Linked DNA regions of Homo sapiens: region 1 is linked to region 2. A link is an interaction called in ENCODE POLR2A ChIA-PET data of the cell type or tissue named here. Cell type or tissue: IMR-90. All regions are shown on one strand. Links, peaks and the distances in the headings refer to the core of each region. The heading gives the core; the rest is flanking DNA. Region 1 holds the start of HOXA11 (homeobox A11). Region 2 overlaps EVX1-AS (EVX1 antisense RNA).

Region 1 (5,363 bases), core at 268-5,267, 53 kb before region 2:
AATTGTGAATAACATGCAGTTGGGCAGAAGGAGGCACGTAATTGCCACCACGCCAGAGGAAAATGGCTTCCTTTGGACAAAAAGGCCAACTTTGGGTTAATTTGTTCTTTTAATATATTGCTAGAGCTAAGCGGGCTACTTTATCTGTTAAACGCGCTCCTAGCGCCGTCGTTAAACAGCGACGCCTTTGAATCCCGGCCGGGACTGGAGTCCCGGCGCAACACATGGCTTTTATAAAAATCTCCGGATTACCTCGCTATCAAAAGCTCCCGAAGCCCTTGCAGGGGGAATTTACAGGCGCCCACCTCCGGCTCCCCAGCCTGGAGCTGGCCCCGAGCGGGGTCGAGCTGCTGGGCTTGGGAGCTGAGAAGGGAAAAAAGGGAAAAGGGGAGTTGTTTTTTTTTGCAGGCATGCCTTGGCCGGTGGGTATTTCACGGCCAATTTCAGCACTCGCCACGTGATCCCGCCTTTTATAACAAAGTTTTGTTGGGGGAAACCTAAAGGCCCTTCATAAACCTTATATGCTTATAAAACAGCATATAAAAATTTAACAGCGGTGCTGCGCTAGATTTCCAACTCCCCTTTCATAAAGCGCAGGGCGCTGCCTTTATACGTACTGGAGCCGCCGGCCTTGTCCTCAGTGTGGCCGGAAGACGACTCGGGGCTGCTGCTGCTCTCGGGGCGCCGCCGCCGCTCTTTCTCCTCTGCTGCCGCCGCCGTCTCCCGGCAGCCGCCGCCGCCGCCGCTGTCCGAACTTGAAGTTGCCGGCGCGCCCGTTGCAGCCGCCGCCGCCGCCGCGGAGGTCGCCGTGGCCGCCGGGGGCCCCTTCTCGGCGCTCTTGTCCCCGGGGTAGTCGGAGGAGGCGAGGTTTTCCGGGGTGCCGTAGGCTGTCTCGAAAAACTGGTCGAAAGCCTGTGGCAGGACGCCGTTCCTGCCCACGGTGCTATAGAAATTGGACGAGACTGCGGGGGTGGGGTGGTGGTAGACGTTGGCCGAGCTCTTGGCCAGCACGTCGCCAGGCACGCCGGCCGCGCTGGGCGCCTGCAGGCAGTCTCTGTGCACGAGCTCCTCCGCGGAGTAGCAGTGGGCCAGATTGCCGCGGGGGTGCCATTTAGTGGCGGGCTCAATGGCGTACTCTCTGAAGGTCACTTCGCGCACGGGTTGGACCTGGGGCAGGTTGGAGGAGTAGGAGTATGTCATTGGGCGCGAAGACGGGGTCTGGGGCAGAAAAGAAGGGAGGCTGGAGAAATCTGGACCCGAGACGTAGTAAGTACAACTTGGCAAATACATGTTAGAGGAGCAGGGACCACGCTCATCAAAATCCATTATTGGGCTACCTTGGGCTCTCCGCAGTAGCCGAGCTTAACATGATTCTCCACTGCAGCTGCCTCTTTGAAGCGGATCCGTGAAGTAGAAATTTGGAGACGTAAGCTGACGTGGAAATCTATCCCCATCCTTAGCAGGGAGGTGCTGGTCATGTGACCCGATGTTGAAATTGACAAGCTGCTAGCTAGTCCGGGCCTTTTCCCCCCCCCTTTCCTTTTTTTTTTTTCCTCCTCTCCCCTCCCTCCCGGCTTCCTTTCTTTGTAGCCACCTCAGGGGAAGCAACAGATCGTCACTCGGTGTTCTCACCGAAAGCACGTAATCGCCGGTGTAACTCATGTTGGCTGGGGGGCCTCCCGGCGCGCGCGGAGAGGCTGGGGTGCGCCCCCATGCAGCATGCTTGTGCTCAATTGCAGGGTCCTCGTTCTCGAGTGTGCAGAGGGCGGTGAGAGCTCAACTCTCGTCCCCACCTCCCACCCGCAGCTCCCCGGGTGGGTGAGGGATGCCCTGGACTGGGGATAGCCAGGTGGGAGTCCGTCGCTGTGTGGCCTGTGGTCTCGGAGTCTGTTCTCCTGGAGTCTCGCATTTGCACCCCCTTCTTCGCAGTCCCCCTCCCATAGACTTGCTCTGGGAAGCGCCTCTGCCTCCGACCCTAGCCGGAACCCCTTCGGGGCCAGAGTTTGAAGCCGTGGATGTGCCTGCCTGGTGGCTTGTCCGATTTGCACGGTGACTTGATTACACTCTCTCATTCATGGTCACTTCCGAAGCGCTTTAGTGCCTTCCGTCCCTAAACCGCCAACAGCCAGAACGGCTTCTCCCCGCGGTTTGTCACTGATCCGCAGGGCCCGGAAGGGCCTTCGTCTTACCCGGGATCCACCTCTCCCCTCATCTTCCCTGCCTACCTCTTCATCCCACCTTCTGTCCTTGGAGAAACTCCCTCCTCCTCGCTGCCTGCCGGGCTTCGGAGTGACTCGGCAGAGACAGAGGCACAGGGGCTGCCCTGCTGCTCACCGGTCCACCCATCTGCCTGGTCTTCTGGAGCTGAGGACTCGGGAAACCATGCAATTGAGGCAAGCCTTGGGCTGCTTTAGAGGCGCTGACATCCGAGGAGACTTCTCCTGGGTATGCTGCATCTTCGTGGGGGGCCCATCAGGCTGCTTACAGAGCTCCAGGGGTGTGGGGAGAATGGAGGTGGAAAGGACGGGCTGAGGGCCAAGGAGAGGTGGCTGAGAAAGGGGTAACCCACCTACTCTCCTACTCTCCTTCCTTGCAATGTGTGAGAGTGAAAGCAAGGGATGTGCAGGGCAAAAACTCAGAGAGCTCTGTGCCTTTCCTACTGCTCATTCCACAGGAGGAATACAATACCAGAGAAAGGAGAGGTGCTTCCCGAACTCCCTGCACCTGGGGAAACAGGGATGTCTTTAAAAAGCTAGGTTTGTGCTAAGGATAGAGAGAGGCCATAGCAATACTCTGAGTCTAGCTTTCTTGAGAAGAGGAAAAAAAATAAATTAAGAAGGCAAAATATGCTCCCCATCCTGCAGGATTGAAGGAGCAATGTTTGGAGGAAGCGAAAGAAAGGAGAGGACACAGAGCACAGAGCAGCCAGGCAGAGCCAGGAGCTGAGAAGGGCCCAGACCTGAGGCCTCCCAACAACTCTCTTCTTGGAAGGATCTGGGATGTTGCTGAAGGAAAATAAAAAAATATGTAAAAAGATAACCTTTTGTTTTTCCCTCTCCAGGAAATAGCCAAAGTTATTTACATATCTTGGGGAGATTTAGAGTATAAACTCTAAGATCTTTGGTATTTAAGTGTCAACATCGATTTATTTATTTATTGCTGAGCTGACTGTAACTGACTCAATAACAAATCTAATCGTGTATTGCACTGGAAAAGAAATATTCTTATTATGTATTTTCTCCAAATAATGGCCTACCATTGCATTTGAATACCTGCTGTAAATATCAATAATATGAAGTAATTACTCTGTAGTCGAGTAAACTAATTTATTAGCATTAATGTTTATGTGGCTCTCCACCTCCCCCCACCACCACCTTTACAAGGATTGCTTATCACAAATCAAGCTACTTGGACACATTGGTTTAATGAACTCTTTATTCAAGATTTGCTACAAGAATTTTCATGTCCTTTGAATCCCTGAGAACTGAACTTGAAATTATTTGTGCATCTTCAGCTTGACATATTTGTCCACTGTGGCTTGTCCAGAGGGCAGCAGTGCTGTGAGTGAGAAGGTCCAGTGGGAAGGAAGGTTATTGGAGAAGAGTAGCCTCAGACCTCCTAAAGCTGGGAAGCACATTTACAGAATTGCCCTGCAGCGAAAAAACTTCTATTTCCAGCAGTGACCAACAAGGCAAAATGTTTGTTTCTCCACAGCATCTCTTTTTTAGAGACAGAATATAAAAGACAGAAGGAGAGGTTTCAAACAGCGGTATTCGAGCTGTTCCCTGGCTTGATTTTGGCTATCCCAAGCTCTCTCTCTGCAGCCCACCCAGTCCACGCCACCCCTACCTTCGAACAAAAGGAATGCATGAAGGGTTTCAGTGACTTTGCCATAACAAAGGCGCCACCATTGCGGGGCTCGCCCCGCCCCTGGGTGAAGGCAAACAAATTCTTGCACTTGTATTAGGGCTTTTAAGACCATAATTGAACCCGGGGGCGTCTAGGAAAACCGAAAACAGTTCTAGACAGACCTGCGGTTTTATAGCAGTTTTGGCAGTCAACTTCAGCTTGTGCCTGAGCAGACGGGGTTGTGGTGGCCCGCCAGCGGGGGATGCCAGGCCACCTCCCCCAGCGGCACGCAGCCCCTCTCTTAATTAGATCGGTTTTCCCCTGGTGTCCGGGAGAGCGGTCCCGGCAGAAAGGTCGGTATGGGGGTGTGCGCTGTTCCGCATAACCACTGCCTCCCATGTCCTCCTCGAGGGCCGAACCGAGAGGGTGCTGGCAGGGCTGGATCCCACGGGTGTCCGCAGGAGACAAAGGCGAATTCCGGAGAAAAGGCTGGGGCTGAGAAAGGCGCTCCGGGAGCGGCTGGCAGGGCAATTCGGCAGGCTGCACCGAAGCCGAGTGCCCGGAGGGACTTGCCGCCCGGAAGGGGGTGTGTGGGGGCGCTGCCGTGAAGATGGATGAGGGAAAAGGTTTTTGATATCAGCAGAAGGGAAAACGCCTGGAGTGGCCGAACACTTTTAGTTGCCCAGCAGGAATAGGAGACGGGTACTCAGCTCCCCAAGGCTGCGCAATATCCCAGCTTTGCCCGCTCCTGCCCTCGTGTTCGGAATATGCTGGCGGTGTGAATGTGAAGGTTTCTCCAGGCAGGCGGCTGGGGCGAGGGGTGGGCGCAGCTCTGAGGATCAGACCAAATCTAGGGGAAAAAGGGGAGGCAGACCTTCGGGTCCTTGGTTTTGACTTTGCTCTGAGCCTATGATTGACTCTTCCGCTTTGCAGGAGGTCCAACAGCCGAGCTTAGCCCACCGGGCTCTGGGAAAGACCCGACTGAGGCTAAAGCCGCCCCGGAAGGCCAAGTCCGAGTTCCATTTCTTGAAGAGGCCGGCGCGCGTAAGGCTGTGACATTGGCCCTGGCGACTGGCTTCCCAGGAGCTGTTCTTTCTCAGGAGCTCCACAGCGCGGGCCATCTCCAGAAAACTGTCTTCAGAGTGTATTTCCTTTTATCGTCAACCCAGAGCCCCACCGCGGCTAATGCAAGAGGCCAAAAAATGTTTGGAGGAAGAAAAACAAAGGCAGGAAGTGGCGGCGGCCTGACGGTGCGTGTGTGTCTGCAGAGAAGGGAGGGAGCCGGCTCAGTCTCTTCTTGTTTTTCCAAACTTCAAGGTCCAGGCAGCCCTCTGCAGGGCCGGGCCCCATTGCTCCCCGCGCGGCATTGGAGGTGGCCGCCCGGAGAGGAGAAGGCCAACGCCTGCGCCAGGCTTGTCAGGCGGAAACGGCTAACAAGGAGATTTGGTCAGCAAAACAGACCCAGCCTTTCCGAGGCTTCGTCTGACTTGGCCCGAAAGGTTGGGGAGGGGGGG
Region 2 (5,363 bases), core at 260-5,259:
GGGCAGTTCTCTCATCCCACACCTGGTAAACCGACTCCTCTACTCCTTATTAGGCGCCACCGAGTCTTCCGTCTTCCGGGCCCAGGAGAGGGGAAGGGGCTTTGGCCTCCTCAGCTTGGGAACTGAGAGAGACACAGGGTCAGAGAGCACACAGAGACAGAGAGACACCCGCACCCTGGAGGAAGAATTTTGGGACCATCGAGTTGTCCTCTACTACTCCACAGCCCGAAATGATGCCTCCACCCAGATTTGTGGTCCTGCATTGCCCTTGTTGGGTGGCCCTGACAGGCGCTGCAGTGGGCAGGTTCCCTCTTACAGTGCAGGGGTGGAAGAGGGTGGAGATGGTGCCCCATGGCAGGGGACTGGGAGTAGGGGGAGCAAGGTGGTCAGGTTTGTCTGGCCCTTGGATAGCCCAGTGCTTGGAAAGGATTTGTGCCTGGACAAAATCTATTAAAAACAAACAAAAGATCCTGAAAACATATCCTCCCCTGACCCCACTCCAATCTCTTCTCAATAATGTAAATGAAGCAATGTTGTAATACAGTGATAATAACAGGACAGTTCCCTGGACTCTGGGTTTCCTTTATCCCAAAGGAAGGTCAGCCCAAGCCGAGTCCTGTCTTTTACAGGAGAAACCCCAGCGGGGTGATTCTCTCCCTGATGCAGGTCCAGAGCCTAGAGGTTTGGATGGAGGCACATGCAGAACATAAAGGATGTCCCCAGCCAGGTTGCAGGTGTGACCAGGCCTGGCCAGACTCTTGGGTTTTGCCCCTTGGACCAATCAATCCTGGAGGTCAATTTGAAGGGGGTAGCAGCCATGTAAGGGAAAATACCCTGGTAAAGGGTACTCTATGAAATGGCTCAGGGAATTGTGCCTGGAGTATGGTGGCTCCAAGGGTGTGGGGGATCTGGGAACTGAAGGCCAACTTCTCTGCCTCTGCATTTTCGTGGGAAGAGGGCTGATGGCTATGTGAAGGGGCCATACCTAAGAGGTTAAAACTGCCTGGGTGACCTTGGTGAGTCCTGCTCCTTTCCAGAAATGTTCTCAGGGCCTCAGTGGATTGCAATGGTCAGAGAGGGACTGGGCTTTGTCTCTTAGGGTCTCCAGGATCAGCAGCTGCACTGATATTTCTGACATTCTGGCCTCAGGCCCTGAGACCCTTCCCACATGCTTCGGCAGAGCAGTTCTCCTACCCTACATTCCTGAGGGTGGCTCTCCCAACCCCCTCCATGAGTTAATCTAGAAATGAGGTAGAGAAGAGGCCTTGGTCACAAAAAATCACAAGATAAATTTTTGGAAGAGAAGTCTCAGAAGGCAATGCTTAGCACCTTCCTAATTCTCAAATTGTGAAAGTGGCCTTTGAGCTGGAGGGAGGGGTTGAATCCTGATGCTCATTTACACATCAGCTTTCTGTCTGTGCTTTGGGTTTCTCAGCCACAAAATAGAGATGATTCATGCTGTCTTCCTCAGAGCCTGTTGTGAGGCTGGAGAGCTAATACATGTGAAACGCTTAGAGCAGTGACTGCTCTTATCATGTGGGAACTCCAGACTTCTAAGAGGGATTTCTCTTTGCCCTCCTGGAAAAGTATGTGTGGTGTGGGTGAGGGATGGGGGTGGCAGGGTGAGGACTAGTCCATCCAGCTGTGTGGGCCCTGAGCCTTCCAGCCATGCAGGTGCTTCTAAGGGCAGGAGGGACACTCTCTGAGAGGCCCACAGACCTGCCTAAACCCCAGTAAAGGCTGAGGCTTTGTGGAGGGTTGCCTTATGGAGAGTTAAAGCATTGCTGGGGGTTGAGGCATCCCTGAAGGCCAGGGAGGGACATGGCCTTGGAAGGGAGACTGAGCTTGGTTTGACACTCAGCCCTGACCTAGCTATCTGAGTCAAGACCACTAGTCATTCTACAACTGTAGGAAAAAATGCACTGTGGACTCTTGAGGCCTTTTAAAGGACTGTTAAATTAAATGAGATTGTTAGATTAAATGAGAAATGGGTGTTGATGTTCTTTGTAATAAAAGCAAACTTCAGGACAATAATGAAGAAGAAGAATCCATAGCATCTCTGCTAGGGTTGAGGAGGGAGATGTCTGAGCCTTTGGGTGCTTGGGTGTTGGAGAATTGCTCTTGGACACAAACTGCACTGGGCCCTTCCAGTCAGTGGCTGAGGTGGCAGCAAACCTTGAGCTTGGGGAGGTCTTCAGCTGCCAGTCTCACCCTGGGTCCTCCAGCCCTAGGATGGGCCAGTGGTGGGAATGGGGATGTGGACCAGACATCCTTAGCACAGGGCCAGGAAGCTACCAGGCTGGCCTTAAGGAGCCCAGGCAGACAGGTGTACAGGCAGGAGTGCAGCAGGGTCAGCTGCCTCCCAGGACCTGGCCCTCCATTCCAGGAGGGTGGAGAGGAGGGGGCACTCTTCAAAATCAGAGTTCCAGAAGCCGCAGTTTCCCCCTGTCTGAAGGAGAAAGTGTTCCACGGTGCCTGCCACAGTTACACAGCTGCCACCGACTTTCTCAGCAGATTCCACTGCAGTGCAAGGAGGTGACAGGAGTGGTCAACCCTCATCTACCTGCAAGTGTGAGATCCACTCGACCTTATTCCCCAGGGGTGCACCCAGCAGTGGCACTAGGTTCCCAAAAGGGCATCAGCAGCTGCCAAGGCAGAAGGGGGAAGCGGGTCCCAGAACCACCCACCTCCGGCTGTCCCCACCGCGAGGACCCAGCAGTCTGGCGCCCCCACCACGGCCTGGAAGATGACGGAGGGCCCAAGACTAATATTCACGACAGCCAGACCACGCTTATTGTTTAGAAGGAAGCTCCCTTTGTTCTTACTTTTTAACCAAAGAGAAGCGAAAACATTTTTTTCCTGATCACATTTTCACCGACACCTGAGCCGACAAGCCAGCTCCTGGCCCCCGGCTCAGGACTCCTCGCTCTCTCCCTTCTCGGGGCCCTGTCGCCGTTGAAAGGCCCGCTGCAGGCTGGGGAGGGTGATCGGGGCCGCGGGCCATCTCCCCCGAGCCGGGCGGGCAGACTGCGGAGGCAGGCCCCACACGCGCCGCTTTTCCGAGCCCGGTTTTCTTCAGGAGCGAAGCTGTTCCAGCTGACCCGCGCGTCTGGGGGCCTATGCCCGGCTTCCGATTCCATTTAAAACGACCCGCGCATCTTATCTCCGTCGCCTCCCCGGGGTTCCCACCCACCCCCCTCCGGCCCGGGCCAGGCCAGCCCAGCCCCGGCGGAAGCCAAGCTGGGAGCTTTTGAAGTCCGGAGAATTTCAATCCGAGAGGAGCCGGCTGGACCGGAGCCCGTCGCCCCAGCGGGGGAAGGGACGGGGGGCCTGCCGTGTGGCAGGTGGGGGATGGGTGTCCCCCGCCGCGAGAAATGAGAAGCCGCCGGGCCTGGAGCGGCCTCCACCTCAGCTGCTATCACCCCCTCTCCGCTGTCATGGGATTGCCCAGGCTTAATGGGGTTGTGCAGGGCTTCACTTGCTCTCGGAATTTACCTTCCTTCTCGAGCCGTGCCGCGAATAACCTTCACGACACAGTGATAACGATGTTATTAAATACTCCCCCCACATTCACCGCCCAAAAAACCAAAACAGTGTTCTTATCCAGTCCTCTCTTTTTTTGTCTTCTTTCCTTTAAAAACCCAACCGCTCTTAATGTGAGGTTGATGAAAGGATGCTTTTGGAAGAAGTGACATTTGGTTAAAACGTTTTCCCCCTAATGCGCCGGTGGAAAGGGGCGGGGGTGGGTGTGGTTCCCTAGGCTCCTAAGACTGGCCAGTCAGCTTTGAAAGAGCGGGGCAGAAGTCGGGAGAGGGCTGGGGAAGGCTTTGGGCTGAGGGGATGTGTCCCTGAAGCTTCAGATCTGGAGCCCAAGGGAGGCAACCTCCCTCTGAAAAGCCGGTCCTCAGCTCCATCCAGCCCTCTCCGCGGGATGTAAGCCCTGCTCCGTAGGGCCCGACCCAGGAAGCAGACTAAGTGGCACTCCTTGATCTCTCACTCCTACTCGGCTTTCATCTCACCCAGAAGAAAAGCGGATCAAACAGAGGATTCCCATTGAATGCAGAGCTGGGGGCGGGGTGGGGAGCCAGGAGTCCCTCTGAGGACCCAGCCCCCAGGAGATGGGGGCAGCAGGCTACTCACGAGAAGGTTAAGCGCTCAAGGAGGAAAGGAGGGTGGGCACCTCAAAGGCCCAGTGCTGGAGGGCCCTATAGAGAGTAGGCAACCTTGGAAGCTCTAAGACAGATGCCCAGGGGGCTTGCCATTGACAGGAAAGAGAGCAAGCCAGGTGCTCCCTCAGGCTGTGGCTGCTGGTAGGGAGGACAGAGAAAGATAGAATACCTGGACAGCTCTCCAAGGCAGGAAAAGGTTCTAGGATTTGACTCCCCTCACTCCCAATTGATCCTCTCACCTCTAAAACATTTCCCTGGATTTTGGGGCTAGCAGTGCTCAGCATATAGTGGCTTCAGGAGTCCCAAGGAGTAGAAATATCTATGTGGACACTACCTTCCGGATCCCGCTGCCTCCGCCCCCAGGCAAGATTAATGAACATCGTCTTAGACTGAAAGAGAAGTGGAAAGCCGGAGTGAAGAGGAAACTTTGTCTTTCTTTGGACCCCTTACTTCCTCTACCTTCCTTAACCCTATGGATAGGAAGATGGAGGAGAGAAGCAAAGAAGGAGAAGAATACAGAAAGAGAAAAAGGAGGAGAGAAAAGTAGGAGATAACAGATAAAAAGGTCACGGAAGAGGACTTACCTGTAAAAGCTGGGGCTTTGCTAGGGACACAGAAAGGAGGGAGGTGCTGGGCTGCCCTTTGCAGCTGGCTGCCTAGGGCTAGAAGCTCTTCGGGAGGAGGCGGAGAAAGGGGGGTTGAGCATAGAAGGTGCCCACCTCCTGCTCTCAGCAATGTGGGGATAGACTCAGCCCACCCACCTGGCCCCAGCACACTTGCTTGGAGCTCAAAAAGGGTCAGTTTGAAGGAGTTTTATACCAGCTTCTTCCCTGGGAGAGGAGCCAAGAGAGGCCTATGGCAGCTTCCAGATATTAAGTTCCACAACCCCTGCCCCCACCTCCAGCCCTTCATCAGAGTCCCTACTTACTTGCTGTTTTAGGGCATTTTCAGCGACTTCACTCTCTTCTACCTCAAACGCCATCCACTTTTGGAGACAGGTACCACTGCCCCTAGGCAGGGACTTGGGAGAGGACCTTATGAGTCAAACCTCTATGAACCCCAACCTTTTTGTACTCGGGGAGGCTGAACCCCTGCCCAAAATAGCGCGGTGAAAGCTACTGCCTTCTCCCAAGTAGGGGCCTCCAGTACTGCCACAGCAGGGGCCGCATTCCTGGCGCCTCTTCATTCGAAAAA

The links. Peaks named below come from ENCODE experiments on the same cell type or tissue, not always from the same donor. Only the 100,000 strongest peaks of a DNase experiment are listed, where the experiment ranks them.
Region 1: POLR2A ChIA-PET joins it to region 2 with 5 read pairs; 2 of 35 experiments call an interaction of 5 or more read pairs at or near these places.

The regions. Positions count from the first base shown.
Region 1 is chr7:27,183,819-27,189,181 of GRCh38, forward strand. HOXA11 (homeobox A11) reads right to left here and starts at 1,414. Exons shown (of 2, transcript NM_005523.6): 1 at 618-1,414. The coding sequence starts at 1,326. HOXA11-AS (HOXA11 antisense RNA) reads left to right here and starts at 1,590. Exons shown (of 2, transcript NR_002795.2): 1 at 1,590-2,445; 2 at 4,783-5,363. RefSeq lists enhancers at 1-777, 1,660-2,541. In IMR-90, for the core only: no CTCF peak of the experiment used is centred there; no DNase peak of the experiment used is centred there; H3K4me3 peaks cover 980 bases; H3K27me3 peaks cover 4,657 bases.
Region 2 is chr7:27,236,452-27,241,814 of GRCh38, forward strand. It overlaps EVX1-AS (EVX1 antisense RNA), which reads right to left. Exons shown (of 4, transcript NR_120507.1): 3 at 5,098-5,190; 4 at 4,978-4,999. Among named protein-coding and RNA genes, the nearest start is that of EVX1, 3.7 kb to the right of the region's middle. In IMR-90, for the core only: no CTCF peak of the experiment used is centred there; no DNase peak of the experiment used is centred there; H3K27me3 peaks cover 5,000 bases.